2 separate regions of the Mus musculus genome follow, and region 2 is linked to region 1. The links are chromatin loops, found by intact Hi-C in ENCODE. Cell type or tissue: gastrocnemius. All regions are shown on one strand.

What was found. Hi-C counts contacts between places; a loop is a spot of excess contacts. Peaks named below come from ENCODE experiments on the same cell type or tissue, not always from the same donor. Only the 100,000 strongest peaks of a DNase experiment are listed, where the experiment ranks them.
Region 2: it touches region 1 in a loop (12-fold over the local background); 36 of 42 quality-filtered maps call a loop at or near these places.

Annotation. Positions count from the first base shown.
Region 1 is chr3:19,891,691-19,899,690 of GRCm38, reverse strand. It overlaps the pseudogene 4632415L05Rik. Among named protein-coding and RNA genes, the nearest start is that of Gm42190, 58 kb to the left of the region's middle. In gastrocnemius, CTCF peaks have their summits at 4,665 and 4,864 (motif pointing right); DNase peaks (open chromatin) are centred at 3,643, 4,588 and 4,919; H3K4me3 peaks cover 2,351 bases; H3K27ac peaks cover 1,479 bases.
Region 2 is chr3:19,558,525-19,566,524 of GRCm38, reverse strand. The region is part of intron 2 of Dnajc5b (DnaJ heat shock protein family (Hsp40) member C5 beta); the gene reads right to left. Gm23330 (a small nuclear RNA gene) reads right to left here and starts at 6,272; the gene lies at 6,109-6,272. In gastrocnemius, a CTCF peak has its summit at 3,928 (motif pointing left); DNase peaks (open chromatin) are centred at 2,974, 3,146, 3,609, 3,921 and 1 more place.

The DNA of each region.
Region 1 (8,000 bases):
GTGGCGCACACCTTTAATCCCAGCACTTGGGAGGCAGAGGCAGGCAGATTTCTGAGTTCGAGGCCAGCCTGGTCTACAGAGTAGGATCCAGGACAGCCACGGATACACAGAGAAACCCTGTCTCGAAAAAAACAAAACAAAAAACAAACCAAAAAAACCCCCAAAACAAACAAACAAACAAAATGTTCAAAGGTCTTAGTCATCAGGGAAATGCAAATCAAAATAACCCTGAGATTCCACCTCATACCAGTCCGAATGGCTAAGATCAAAAACTCAGGTGACAGCAGATGCTGGAGAGGATGTGGAGAAAAAGGATCAATACCCCATTACTGGGATGGGATTGGAAATTGGTACAACAACTCTGGAAATCAATCGGGCAATCCCTTGGAAAATTAAAAATAAGAACTACCTGAAGACCCAGCTATACCACTTTTGGGCATATACCCAAAAGATGCCCCAGCATGCCACAGGGGCACGTGTTCCACTAATAGCTAGAAGCTGAAAACAACTCAGATGCTCTACAATGGAAGAATGGATACAGAAAATGTGGTACATTTACACAATGGAATACTACTCAGCTATTAAGAATGAGGGTATCATGAGTTTTGCAGGCAAATAGATGGAACTGAAAGACTCCGAGAGGAGCCCCTCGCTCAGGCCTCAGGACAATAGCGGACACCCAAGAACTCACGATAGACCAAGCTTGTGCAAACCACATGAGGCTTTATTTGGGGAAAGCCAGAGCTCTGGGGATGACTCATATCCCATGCAGGGGAAGAGGAGTCAACCTCGAGGGGAAAGAGGTCCCAGTTTTTATAGGCCTTCAGGGGGCAAAGGAGAAGGGAAGAGTAGGGGATTTCCAGATCTAAACAATGTCTATTCTCAAGAAATGGGTATGGGAGGGGTACAAGGAAAGAGTCTGGTGCAGGTATAGCAACTCAGGATTGGCCGGCCTGTGGCTGCTGGGGAGATTTTCTGACTCTTTCTCAGCAACCAATATCACAAACACCTGGCAATGGGCTTCATCAGTGGGCACACACATGGGTTCAAGGAATGGTCAAAACATTGGCAGACACACAGGTTCAAGGAGTGGCCAGAGCATTGTGCACCTCTAATTTTCTAAATCAGTGAAGCTAGTTCTGCTAACAGTGACATCTATCTTGCCAATTTCAGGGCTTCTGTGACCTTTTACATTTTGTCAGGATCTTTCAGAACTAAGAAATATCATCTTGAGTGAGGTAACCCAGACCCAAAAGGATATACATTGTATTTACTAATAAGTGGATATTAGCCTAAAAATATAGAATACCTAGGATACACGCCACAGAGTTTATCAAGCAAAAAGGTCAATGATGATGCTTCAGTCTAGCTTAGAAGGGGGAAGAAAATCATCACAGAAAGCAGAGGGAGGGGGAGGAGAAAAGGGGATCATGATCATGTATGGGGGAGACAAACAGAAGAGAAGCCCAGAGGACCAGCAGAAGGAATGGAAATATGCAGCCTCAGAAGATGGGAGATGAGGAGACCCTCTAGGAAGTATCTGGAAGGTGAGAGACTCTCAGGACTCAATGAAGCTGACCTTAGCCAAAATGCCCAACAGTGAGGAGACAGAACTAGAAGAGTCTGCCTCCAGTAGATAGACAGGGCCTCAAGAGGAGGGATGGTGTTATCAACCCACAGTCAAAATTTCTGACCCAGAGCTGTTCCTGTCTAAAAGAACTGCAGGGACAAAAATGGAGAAGAGACAGGGAAAAGCAGTCTAGTGACTAGCCCAACTGGGGATCTACCTCATGGGGGAGACACTAATAGGTCTGGCACTATTATTGATGCTATGATGTGCTTACAGACAGGAGTCTAGCATGGCTGTCCTTTGACTACCAGCTGACTAAGACAGAAGCAGATACTTACACCCAACAGACAGGCCTGTTCTCAGCCCAGCAGACCCTCTGATCTGAGCTCCAAAATCTCTCCACCCAGCTTGCTAAGTTGCCATGGTGGACTGGAACTCAGTTGAGTCGCCACATGAAGGAAAACGCCACATAATCTTAGCTTAGAATCAAAAGGCAACACAATCACTGAGCGCAACAACTAGCGTCCTAATGTGTAAGCCTTTCTAAGTTAAATTCTCCCGTAATGAAGCCCAACGGATCTGCCACCCAAACTGGGGCCTCTTCTACCTACATTTTGGTGTCCACTTTCCTGTCTCCTCTCTTCTTCCACCATCCCTTTCTCTGACCCGGAGTCCTGCCTACTCGCTCAGTGATTGGTTCTTTGAAATCTTTATCCATTAGGGGAAGGTTCACATGAAGTCACCTGAGGGCATGATTCACTCAATTCACAGGCAACCCCTCTAGGGGAAACAGAATTAGCATCAAAATACAAACAGTACCAGGGCTATCCACAGCACTTCCCCACTTTTTGTCCAATTAAAAGGCTCTTTTTTTTTCAGATATACATTGAGCACAACTATTAGCATTTTGTAATTTATTAAGTACAAAATATACCTAACACCCAGTCCAGCATTTTCGTCAATTAAATAGAACACTCTGTTATCTATCCTAACTTAAGAAAGGCTTATAAATCCATGTTATGTCCTAGTTAGCTTGCATATTATCTGAAAACTACCCTCTAAATATATTCTCTCACTGCTAAATAGCCTGGGTTGGCTATGGGACTATAACTTTTAAGAACAACCAATATTTGAAAATATAGGAAGCCCAAGTGCTGAGATTACAAATGAGCAGCTACATCCAGCAGGAGATTTCAAGTTTTTTGCTGTCTGAATGTTTTTTCCTGATATCAATGACTTATTTGAGCTTAATAAACTTACTTTGCATAAATATTTCCTGAAAATTCATAGTAAAAAGTCCAGTATTGAGGGAGGAGCGCTTGGGACAGAGCCATAAGGCCTCAAATTCCAGTTCAGCCTCTGCTTCATAGTGAATTCCAGCACAGCACGGGCTAAAATCTAAAACCCAAGCCAATTCAACAAAAGCCACTGATTATAAACAAAATGACAAGTATTTTCTGGAGTAACAAGGTTAATTCCAATTTATCATTTAAAACAATGTGTTCATTTGGCCAACATCAATTGTACTGTGCTTTCGATACTATACTTAGCACTAAATAAACTTCTGAGTTTTCCTAATACAAGTGACTTACCTGTAACCATTTTTTTTTTTAAGCACACAATATATTGGTACCCAGGTCACTGGCTTCATGTTCAACAACTTCTACCTACAGTAAAAGTTAAAATTAACACCAGGTATCAGCATATCTTTTATAATACGTGCAAATCACATAGTTTTCCCCATTCTCCCTGCTTTGATACATACACAAGCTGCTACAAAAATAATGCGAAAATGTTGAGACCAATCTACTATACTTCAGAAATCTCATCAACCCAATATACAAAGTCAAGATAAAAAAGCAGGCTGTTAAGTTATTCCTGGTTCTGACCATATTATTTCTACAAATCTCATGTTCTCAAATTAGAGCTATAAGTTCCAGCCAATGTCTCTGTTGTGGGAAAAGCATAGTCCAGCACTGACGTGAAGGGAGGCAAACCTGTCCCTTCAATGTCAAGCTCAACGAGGGTGGCGGCCACCTCCTGCACCAGCCTGCAGCTTGGCAGAACAGGATCAATGGGGAGAACACTGCTTCCTTGGTACAATTCTTCTTTCTTCTTGTCACCTAGAGCAGGCTGCCTGGAATGCTTTTTTTTTTTTAGATTTATTATTTATTATTTAGCCACCATGTGGTTGCTGGGAATTGAACTCAGGACCTCTGGAAGGGAAGTCAGTGCTCTTAACTGCTAAGCCATCTCTCCAGCCCCTGCTCTTACTCAAAGATCTTTGCTGGATCCCCTTTCTCTTCGCCTTTCTGGCTCATTTTCCTCTTCTCTCATCTGCTTGTTGATGCGCCCCCTCACATCCTGATGAGGCTTCTTGCTGTTCTTGACTTTCAGTAGCTCCAACTGGTCATTTTCTCGGTCACAAAGTCCTCAAAGAGGGACTAAAACTTCCTCTTCTTCCGGGGCTCTAGGGGCGTCTTCTCCTTAGAGAGGCGCTCCTGGAAGCGTCCCACTGCAGCGGTGGAGTCACTGGCCACTTGCTGGGCGCAGACCAGCTCCTCCTTACTCAGGTGTCTCGTTGGGTGCAGGCCGACTGAGTTGGGCATCTACATCTTGTGCACTCGGATCCGCGGTCGTTTTAGCTCGTTCTTGGCCACGCGTTCCTTCTTGGCCTAAATCTGCTTCCATGGGGTCGGGTGCCCCCAGGCACATTTATCAGCCATTCCATACTGTGGTTCCGGGCGAGCTTGCAGTCCAATCAGCACCGTCACTGGCCACTCACCTCGTCCCACAAGAAAGTGGTCTTCTTGGGTGGATGCTCTGATGACGCGCGAACTGCTGCCAGCGGGTGAGCAGCCGCGGCACGGATAGCAGCTTCCCGCGGGGCAAGCGAGTGGAGGGCACCGGCAAGCGCGCTACCACCGCCTCCCCCAGCGCACGGTCGGCAGCAGCACGGTGATGAGCAGCTGCGTGCTGTCCCGCGCCAAGGCCGGCAGCTCGGCCTGTCCGGGAGTGCGGTCCGGAGCCGGTAGGGTGCCAAGGTCGAATTCTTGCTCCAGCTCTTTGTGCACTGGGAGGCGCTGCAACTTCTCCGCCTCCACCTGGCCTGCAGCATCTCTGCGCTCTGGCCCTCCATGACTCCCGGTCCCCTCACTTCGGTGCAGCATACTTCAGAACGTACTTCATTCCAGGGGCACCCAAATACCCCCAAACCACAGACGGACCTCTGGACTCTTAATCCGGAAAAGAAGAGTTTATTTCCGGGGTACGTGGAGCCGGTTAGCAATGTGTGGTAAGGGAAAGGCCAGCAGAGGGCGGCATTGGAGAGCTGATGTGCTTAGAGGCCGGCCCCGGATTCGCAACCGAATGTGGCCTTACAGGCGCTGAGGGTTCACTGTATGAAGACTAAAAGGCTCAGAGACTGGCTAGGACTACGTTTCCCAGAGTGCAGCGGGGCGGGGAGTGGTCGCGGTAGGACGCGCGGGCTTCCCAAACTTCTGGGGCTGCTAGCTTTGTTGTTTACAGAGGTAGTATGCATACACACTGCGGGTAAATCAATTACAAAAGTGTTTGGGGCGAGACAAATTATCTCCCCAGAGTCATAGCCAGGTCTTTGCGCCCTAGGAGTGAGCGATTCCACGGATACACTTAAAGATTGATTGTTTTGCGACTTAGGGCAGGCTTCTCGGCTGTGCTGGGTGGTTGCAAGCTTAGGTTCCAGTTACGGCTGTGCCACTATTTGATCCTGAGATACTTAGTTAAGATTGAAAAATCGTGTAAGGTGGTGACTCTAATAGTACTCCTCATCCAGGACTGTTTTAAATGTGTACGTTAAGGAAGGCTAAGATACCAGTGAAAACTGGCTATCCGTTTTTAATTCAATACTTGTGGTGGCTTGGGAATCTAAGGCCGCATTATACCTGTCTCAATTTACTGTTTACTGTCATTTACTTTGATAAGTGTTTTACTCTAGTTCTGTTAATACATTGGTAAATATGGAACCTTAGTTAATAACTGGTACTGAGAAAGTTCTCAATAGATGAGATCTGCTGTTATTTTCACTGATGAAAAGGCAGACCTAGAAGGTGAATTGACTTAATAAGGTGAGACACCAAGGGAATATGAGTGCTATCGGCATAATGACCCTGGTGTTACAATGGGCGCGTTTTCAGTGTGATGTCATGCAAACATTTTGTTGTTGTTGTTGTTTGAATCATATTAGTAGACTTTTACTGAAGTTTTCTAATCTAGATCACATGAGGTTGAAGCAGAACTCAAACTTCAAATGCATCTGATGAGGCCTTGAATTCTTGATCTTCTACCTCTCTCCCAAGGACTAGCATTATAGACATGCAACACCGTACCCAGCCTCATTTCTAAAGCCAAGTTTTCAGTTAGAATACAATGTAACAGTTTTTAGTATAGTGCTTTCATACAAGTACCGTTGTTGTTGTCTTACTCCTTCACTGCCTTCCCCATCCCCCCTTAAATAGACATTTTAAAATGCAGACTAAACTGGGTATGGCATATGCCTATAACCCCAGCACTCTAGAGATAGAGGCAGAGGGTCAGGTATTCATGGCCAGCCTTAGTTGCATAGGGAGTCATTCAAATTATTTTTGTTTTGTATATCTCTCTAAATTTTCTCTATGGCTAAGGATGGTCTTGGAATTGATTTCCCTGCCTCTTCTTTCCAAATTCTGGGATTACAGGAAGGAGCCACTATATTCCTTTAACTGTAACCTCTTGATGCTAGACCAGATGTCTAAAACTACACAGCACAAAGCTTCCCCCAAAGTTGCTCCTCCTTCTGTCATCCTCTCATCCTCTTCCTCATGGCCTTTGCTGCCCGAGGAACCCTGCCATTGGGAATACCGTATCGACAATAGTCCCAGGTTATGTCATATTCATCCTATCTAGTAACTTGCTCTGATGATGGCAAGTTCATCTTTAACTTTTCCTATCTCCATATCTAATCAGTTCAAAAGCCTGTTGGCTCTCTGCTAGCAGGTCCAGGCGAGAGGAGAGAGCTCACTTCAGCCTCTCTGAGGCTGAGTGGGATGGTGAGTGTTGATGGCCCCAAACAAACACACCTGGGCCAGGAGTGTTGTCAAAGCAGAAACTCACTTTATTAAACTAGATACTTGCTTATATAGAGAAGGCAAGGAGGTGGGGGTAGGGATATGGGGTGAGATGACATATGTGATGGAGTGAAATGACGAGGGGTGTGGGGTTATCTCACGGGGCCTACATCAGCAGTAGCTAGGCAGAGGCAGTCTCAATCAGGTTGGTAGGTCGTGCTGAGTCATTCTCAAGTGGAGGAGAATGACGGGTCTCAAAAATTGAGCCCAAACCAAGGCCAAATAGGGCCCAACAAAAGGCTCGGTAGCTTGTGCCTGTATATTATGTCCTTCCCATCCCCACTGCCATGGCCTTACCTGATCCTAGCCTGGATCTCTTCTATCTCCTTCTCTAGATCATCCTTCTACTTTGCAAGCAACACCAGTTTCTAGCTGATTTTGACACACCCCTAGCCCTCTGTAGACACCATATAACCTTTGTGGCTATCAAAACCCAACAGCTTGCCTCAGAGAGCTGTCTTCCAGTTCCATGAGCTCCCTTGGTTCTATTGAGAACCTCGAAAGTTTTCCTGAAGCTTCCCCATGGAATTCCATGAGTGTGGCCAGAGCACATGCTTCTTTTGCACATGGCAGGCTCATGACTAACCTGGGTCCTGTTTGTTTATCACCTGGCTTCAAGTCACTGGTAGTTATAAGTCAGAGTACTCGCCTCACTTGTTCTACACACTCTTACTTTTCATTTAACTGTCTCTAGATCTCTAAAGGGGGAATGTAATGAAGAGTGACAGCTTTGTGACCTTTCTCATCAAATGAGGTTATTTTTTTTTAAAGATTTATTTATTGTTATATGTAAGTAGACTGTAGCTGTCTTCAGACACATGGGAAGAGGGTGTCAGATCTCATTATGGATGGTTGTGGTCCACCATGTGGTTGCTGGGATTTGAACTCGGGACCTTTAGAATAACAGTCAGTGCTCTTAACCTCTTGAGCCATCTCTCCAGCCCATTAAATGAGGTTTTCTGTTTCTTGTCCCCACTTCACCATGAAAAGGGATAAGATGTTTAAGGACATTAAATTAATACTTTTCACCATCTCAACACACGGTTACTTTGATTAGTACAGCTAGTTCTTAAAACAATTTTATCAGTCTTTAAAATGGCATCAATGTAGTTTTACTTTTTTCCCTAAGAAATGAAACTAATTTATTTGTTGTGTATATGGGCATATCTGTGCTATTGCACACATATGGAGATTAGAGGACAATTTTGGGGGGTTCTGGGAATTGAACTCACATTGGACCTCTCTTTCTCAATGCTGTTCAATTTCCTACCTTTTTGATGGTGGGA
Region 2 (8,000 bases), 330 kb after region 1:
TGTCCTCAGCCACATTCTATTGTGGCATGGTTGTGTCTCTAGCTGCCTTCCTCCTGCTGAACACATTTCTGCCTCCTTTTATTTATTATTTTTATGTTTATATCTATCTATCTATCTATCTATCTATCTATCTATCTATCTATCTATCTATCTACTATCTATCTATCTAGGTTTTTCAAGACACGGTTTCCCTGTGGAGCACTGGCTGTCCCGGAACTATTTTTGAAGACCACGCTGGCCTTGACCTTAAAGATCTACCTGCCTCTACCTCCCGAGTGCTCTGATCAAAGGCATGCACTACCACACCCAGCACATTTCTGCCTCTGAACTCAGTTTTTAATGTTGGCTATTATTGTGAATCTATCTCCATTTCTTCCTGACTTCCTTATTGGGCCATGAAACATGTGTTCTCTCTGACCTCAGAAGAAATCTTCCTGCAGGGTACTAAAAAGACGAGACAGCAGCCACTGATATCTTCCCGTGTTCCAGAACCCTGTGGCAGAGCCACTGCCAACTGCGCTTTTTGTTTCATTTTGTTTTGTTTGCCATTTTTCATCATAGTGAGCTTTTGTTTATTTTAAATATTCTTGTATTTTGTGTATCAATTTAGTTTTTGAGAGAGAGAAAGCATTGTATGGTGGGGGTGGGGTACAACACAAAAATGAAATTGAGTGTGGAGGAATAAGGAGAGGATTGGGAGAGAAACCTGGGAGAAACTCAGACCCTGTTTCAATAGAACAATCACTTGTTCTTTCACAGTGTATGAAAAAAAATGATTCGAGAATATAGCCACAGCCTGGAATAAAGAGAGAGAAGCCTGGGATCATATTAGATCCCAGAAAACAGACCTTTGTCTAGAGAGGATTGCCTGTGGTGAGAATGAGACCAATAGTGGATACAGAGATGAGCCGCCAGAGCCACAGTTGGCAGAATCAGAAACCTGCCAACAGTGTGACCATGGAACATCTGAAGCTATGTGTGACAGCGGAGAATCAAGGCCCTTACACCCTCGTGGACTTGGGTGACACACATGTGAAGATACAGAAAATGAGTACCATAACATTTGGGATGAACCAGCACCTTAATGTCTGTCTGATTCTGTACATAGTCTCTATATGTTTATGTTTTACATGTATACATATATATCTCTATATATGTAATATTATGATCTATAATAAGGCTAGTTATATATTTTATATAGTTATATGTAGAAAGAAACATTTAGAAATAATATATTTCTGTCTTTTATAACTTTTAGTTTGGCTTTTAAAATTAATTTGTAGGGTCTAAGAAAATATTCTGTATGTGCTCCTCATGAATCTTTCATTGATTATTTACACTGAATACATCTCCCTTTATTGCATTATTACTTAATGGTATCTTCTGGATAACACTATTGTTTATTTTAAAGTTCTCTCCTCTTGACTTCTGGAATCCTCTATATCCTGTTGGTCAACTTAGTCATCTCTACGCACCCTAAGAAGCAAATTCCTTCACATAGTTCTGTAAAAGTTTTGGTCTAGGGTGGTGGAGTGGTAACAGGCAAGTCTGAGTTCCCAGTCAGCATTCAGCACAGGGAACAGAGAGGTCTAGGCAGGTCTGTGATAGACACAGCTTGTCAGCTTATAAACACACATGTTCACATGTGATGCCGAGACACTCTGTGCAAATTCTCAGTCTTGGTTTTCATCCTTTTAATCATATTTGTTTTAAAATCTTTATCTGACAATTCTAACTACTCAAGTTCTCATAGTTCCATGACCTCACTTCTAACCCTGCTCTCTTTGCTTTCATTATCTTTGTGTGATTAATATTGTACTTTAAAAATTTCCCAGAAGCAATATGAATATTAGGATATAACTTCAAATCACAGAGTATTTTACTTATGACTTTTAGATGTCTAGGGGACCATGTTAACCCAATATAATAAACCAGTATTTTCTTCATTACACAGGTAACTAAGAGTTTAGTGGTAGCCATAGTAGTACCCACTTCTAGGACCCTTAAAATAATAGTATTTTATTAATTAACTTATAGTATTATAGTCAGACCCAGATAGGTAGGACCAGTTTTTCTCAGCTCTATTTGCCTTTTCTGGGGACATTCAGTTAAGTGCTCAGCCTCCCCTGTACATGAGTTTCCCATATGACTAAAAAGAGTCAAATTTCATAAACACTGTTAATTTAAACCAGACTGGAAAGCAGAAGCAGGTAGGCCATTTCAAGTTTTGAAATAGCCTTATACATTATTTATTTTCAGATAGGCTGTCTTAGCCAAGGCTGACCTTGAATTCAATAGCATTAAGGTCAACTCATGATTCTCCTGCCTCCACCTCTCAAGTTCTGGGATTATAAACCCATATCACAATCTCTTCTGATACACTGGTGAGAAAGCTCAGAAACTCAGCCCTGATTCAAGAAGTCACCATAAAGCCAATTATTGAGGCCTACCAATGGAATTTTCCACCACAGATGGCTTCTGGTACTCTTAGTCCTGTCCTGTGGTACTCCATAGGCTCAATAAATTTTCAGAATTCCCATCTTTAGGACATTTATGAGGTCTCTTTTCTCTTCTCTTCTCTTCTCTTCTCTTCTCTTCTCTTCTCTTCTCTTCTCTTCTCCCTATCTCCCCTCTCCCCTCCCTCTCTCTCCTCTCTCCCTCTCCTCTCTCCTCTCCTCCTCTTCTTCTTTCTTTCTCTCTCTCTCTGGAGTGGTTTGAAGCCTGCCGCCTTGAAGCCTCACACCCCTCAGAGAATGGCGTTCAGTAGTTTTTCACTTTCAAATGCTTTTGAGACACTCATTTCCTTTTGGTTTTCCTGTTTCTCTCAGTGGCAGGAAGAACTAGTAGGAAGTACTTAGCCAGTACTTAGCCAGGAACCTGCTAATCTCTGGGAGCTTCCTGGCCTGGGCAACAAATGTGTCTGCCTAATGGCCCCAGGTCCTGCCCTCCTTCACTGCAGCTGAGGCCCATTAGCTCAAAGCCTGCCAAAGCCAAAGGCAAATTTTTACACATCCAATTATATAAAAATAGCCCAAACAAGCAGCTTTTAGTCACTTGGAGCCTTTCTATTTTACACAGCCTGCAAGAACTCAGCATCTGCTGGCCATTGACACAAACCACAGGGCTCTGTGTCTCAGTTCCTGAGCTGCATGCAAGACCCTGTGGAGTTCTCTGACCAAAGACTCTTCTGTGGGCTGGGTGGAACTGCCTGCCTGGGTACATGGCTCTTTCCGACTCTCTCTGCCCTTGGGGTTCCCTAGCCCTTGTCATTCAGTACGGGGGGGGGGGGGGGCAGCTGTCAGCGAGTGGACCTCATGCGGTAAGGATTATTTCTGGTTTAACCTTGTCCAAGTACTAGTCAACTACTGCTGATGGCTATCATGGCCATACCTTCCCTAGTTTTGGTCCTCAAACTTTCAGAGCCAAGTACAACCACATCATATGCTGTACCCTGGACAGTGGCCCTCAACACAAAAAGATTTAACGTTCTGAGCTGCAGAGCAGAGGCTGGAAGGAAGGAAACAGTATAAAGTCCACCAGAAGGACAAGATAGAAAGGCCAGGACACCGTTTGGCATCATATTGCAGATACAGATGCCAACCCCACCACGGCTGTGTGATTATTTCTGGAGCATCTGCTACCAGAACGAATGACTCATGTGCTTTGACCATCAAGATGCCACAGGAAAAGACTAAAGACCACATTATTCAGCACTGTGACTTCCCCACATTTGCAGACACTGTAGCTGAGTGTTAAAGGAGTTGTCCTAGTTTTGCGGGATCACATCACATCACGTTTGTGGTTCAGGCTTTGTGGTGTGAGGCAAGGACAGGAAAGAACCATACAGATAGATAGATACTCTGCTGCCTCTCAGACAGCTCTCTTCTTGCCTGCAGAACTGCATCAAGAGTCAAGTGCTGCCCTCTCGTGGCTGGTGTTGCCACTGTACCAGGGATGTTCAGGATCTCAACTTTTTCATGAGGCATTGTACTTTGATATATATTAATTTATAAGAGTTAAAAAATGCATCAATACTCAGATTTTATGGAAGCCTAAATGCCCGTTGGTGGTGCCTAGTTTCAGTTTTCTGTTTGCTACCAAGTCTTCTGTGGCTTTCTCAGATCCACGTCTTTACTTTCCTTGATAAAATAAATACACTGGATTATCCGTGTAAGTGTATTAGATAAATCCGAGGCCAATTCTGTAAGCCTCTTGCTGTGATGGCAATAGAAGTACTAGTCTGAAAAAGAAGTGAACCCAGACACTATTGCATACACCAGCAAGATTTTGCTGACAGGATCCTGATATAGCTATCTCTTGTGAAGCTATGCCAGTGCTAGCAAATACAAAAGTGGATGCTCACAGTTATCTATTGGATGGAACGCAGGGCTCCTAATGAAGAAGCTAGAGAAAGTACCCAAGGAGCTAAAGGGGTCTGCAATCCTATAGGAGGAACAATAGTATGAACTAACCAGTACCCCCAGAACTGTTTCTCTAGTTGCATATATAGCAGAGGATGGCCTAGTTGGCCATCAATGGGAGGAGAGGCCCTTGGTCTTGCGAAGATCATATGCCCCAGTACAGGGGAATGGCAGGGCCAGGAAGGGAAGTGGGTGAGTTGGGGAGCAGGGCGGGTCGGGGGAAGGGTATAGGGGACTTTCGGGATAGCATTTGAAATGTAAATGAAGAAAATACCTAATTTTAAAAAAAGGTGGACACCTGAAGTTCCGACAGTCTGGGTGTGTCCTGCCCCAGCTTGCTCTAGGAGTCCCGGGGCTGCATCTGCTTATCTACCTTTGTATACGGAACAAGCTCCCAACAACTATTTCTGGGCTTCTAACTTCACTGTTTCTGGAAGGAAAGTACATTCTTTTCTCAGGTCGACTGCCTCTCCTGAACTGTGACTAGCAAGGTACAAGAACATTAGGATGGAGGAGAAATGGGCACACCTCCTCTCAGCTCAATAGCCAGGACTCCTGCTTCCAATAGCAGGCCCCACCACTGCATGTCTGGTGAGACTTCTCAGCAGGCCAGAACCGCTGCTCCCTTCTGGGTCGAGCTGCAGTGACAGTTAGCTGCACGTTATCTCCTTGCAGGTCCTAGGAATGTCTGTCACACTCAAAAACTTTCAGTCTCTCTTCTTCAAATCCTTTCAGTGCAAAAACATATGACACTGTCTTCTTATATATCTCTTGGCCCAGCTGTCACTTAAAATGTTCCTCCCAGAAACTCACTTTTTAAACTGAACAGGGCCTTTTCTTACAGGCTGGGGTCTTGTTGGTTTAATTTGAATCATAGGCATGTACCTAAATCATTCTCAACCTCTACCAAGTTCCTTAAAAGATTTCCTGTCCTGCCCACGAGAAGATGACTATGGCCCCTGCTCCTATTTCTAGGCTTAGCAGCATTGTCAGACAAGATTTTACACCCCTGTGAACAACAAGCTATAAAAATATACAGTTCCCCCTTGGCTGTCTCCTTTGTGGTTTGCCTGTCTCTGTTCAACTTTAGTAAATTCCTTTTCATGTCCCCAAGAAAAAATTTCCAAACCTCTTATTCCCCCCTTGATTGCTCTTTCCAATTCCCTCAACAGACACCCCCACTTCTGACTTGGAAAGAACAATCTTCTGCCTGTACACTTCTGAGTAATAAGACCACTGTCTCCGTCCTCTTCCCACTTGTGTTCCTTCTATCTATTCGCCTGCAGACCCTAAAGCATCACCAGCCCCCACTCCCAACTCGAACGTTTTCTGTAGTGATTTGCTACTCCCATCTCCTCAGGGATCCCCTAGCTTGTGTTTTAAGCTCTAGGCATGGCGTACTGCCAAACTGTGGCCCAAGAATTGCCCTTTTATCTTCTTGAGGTATGGTCTCAGTAAGTTATTCAAGTTAGTCTTGAACTCACTATTTATCCCAGGCTGGCCTTGAACTCATGGTCTTCCTACCTCAGCTTTCCAGATAGCTGTAATTATAGACCCATGCCGTCAGGCCCAGCTTCCTCATCTTTCCCCTTGTTTATAAATGTTCTTTTCTTCCTTTGCATTTTAACTTCATTCTTCTCTCATGCAAAAAGGTTACTCTTCAATGCCCATTCCCTTCTCTTTCTTTCAGAGGAGAGCTCTAAAGCAGTCCCCCACTACCACAAACTATGCAGTTGAGTTTCCCACATTTGGGGAAATCGCAGGGGTCAGCACATCTGGAGTGCAATGGATAAGCCTCGCCCTGGGAAAACCACCTTCGTGATCATGGTATCTTCCCTGCCAGGTAAGTATGTCCATTTCCTTTTCAACTCACTATAACCTGACTTCTATTTTCAGCTCTCTCACAAACTTCCTCTTCCTTCTATGATGCTCTGGATGAAATCCCACAGGCTTATTTTTATCTGTCTTGTACTTGACCCTTTTTTGTAGTATTTGATGACTGCTCCTTTCTTCTCTAGACATCCTGAGTGTCTTTTCAGTTCTTTTCTGGGTTTGGCTTGAGAGCCTAGAACAGGAAAGTTGGGCACAAGACATATGAGGAGCTCTTGCAGCCAAGTTTAGCAAAAGCAGTGTTTTGTGCCAAGTGGCCAGCACACTGTGAGTGAAATAGAGAATGGGACAAACCATCAAATAACCCAGAGTCCAGGAACTACGATTTGAGAGTGGAAATATCCAAAACAGTTTGTATTCATTGCCCTTAAACCAGATTAGGGCTGTCTCTCATAAGGGACCAAGAACAGACTGGCAATTTTGTGTCACTATAGTTCTCTGTGCCTATCATTTGCCCATGGCCATGATAGTTTTCAACATCTATGGCTATATACATATATACATATATATACAAAGTATTTTGAACATAGCCACACTATCTCCCTTGAACTCCCCCAGGAGCCTCCACTTCAACCCTTCTCTTTCCCAATGTCATGTCCTCTGTTGTCTTCTTCTTGTTGTTGTTATTGTTGTTGTCCTCGTTGCTATTATTTTATATTGAGTCTACTTAGTGCTGGCATATGAGCCTGGTGTGAAAGCATCCAGTGGGGCAAGGACAACATCCTAGTAACCATACAGAAAAGTAACTTCCTATCTCAGCAGCCATCAACTGGCAATAGCTCCTGGGCTTGGGATGGAGCTTAAGAAAGCTTTCTCCCATTTACACTAAAGTGTTGACTGGCTTAACTTTCTTCAAATCTTGTGCAAGTAACCATGGCTTTCATGAGTTTATATGAGCAGCAGGCATAGCATATCTAGAAGACAGTATTTCACAGTTGTCTGATGTCACAGCTCTCCCATGGCACAGCTCTCCCATGGCACAGATCTCCCATGGCACAGATCTCCCATGGCACAGATCTCCCATGGCACAGCTCTCCCATGTCACAGCTCTCCCATGTCACAGCTCTCCCATAGCACAGCTTTCCCATGGCACAGCTCTCCTATGGCACAGCTCTCCTCCCTATTCTCTAGCTGAATTTTCCCTGTGTACACACCTGTTCTTATAATTTACTTTAAAAACTGGACATTTCAAACTGGATATTTGCAGCAACTCAACAACCCATACTCTCTCCTTCCCCATGATTTTCGTTGTTACTGTTATTGTTTAAAGTCACTTTTCTGACCTAATTTATAAAGTTTGTATGCATAGATGTACTAATCAGGTAAAAGGTCAGATATGGAATTCTATATATACTAAGAACTAGAAACTTCGCAGTCCTTGCAGATGGTCTTGTGTGTGTTAGACACACCTTTGACACTCACCTAGACAGTTTATATCTTTGTCTATCCTGCTTGCTCAGAGCATGACACAAATCAGTCACAAGTGAGAGCTGAAGGTCTTCATGGATCTTTATTAACTGTGAGCACAACTTTAGGCTTAGGAGTAACTTCTGGTTAATGAAGACTATGACATGATAGAACTTTCCAGAGTCTTATTCCCTAGACCACCTCATTCTCAACATTTCCTTCCATGATTCTTAGTGAATCCACCTTTTGTTCCAGCTGCCTCCATTGCCCAGAGATGCAATG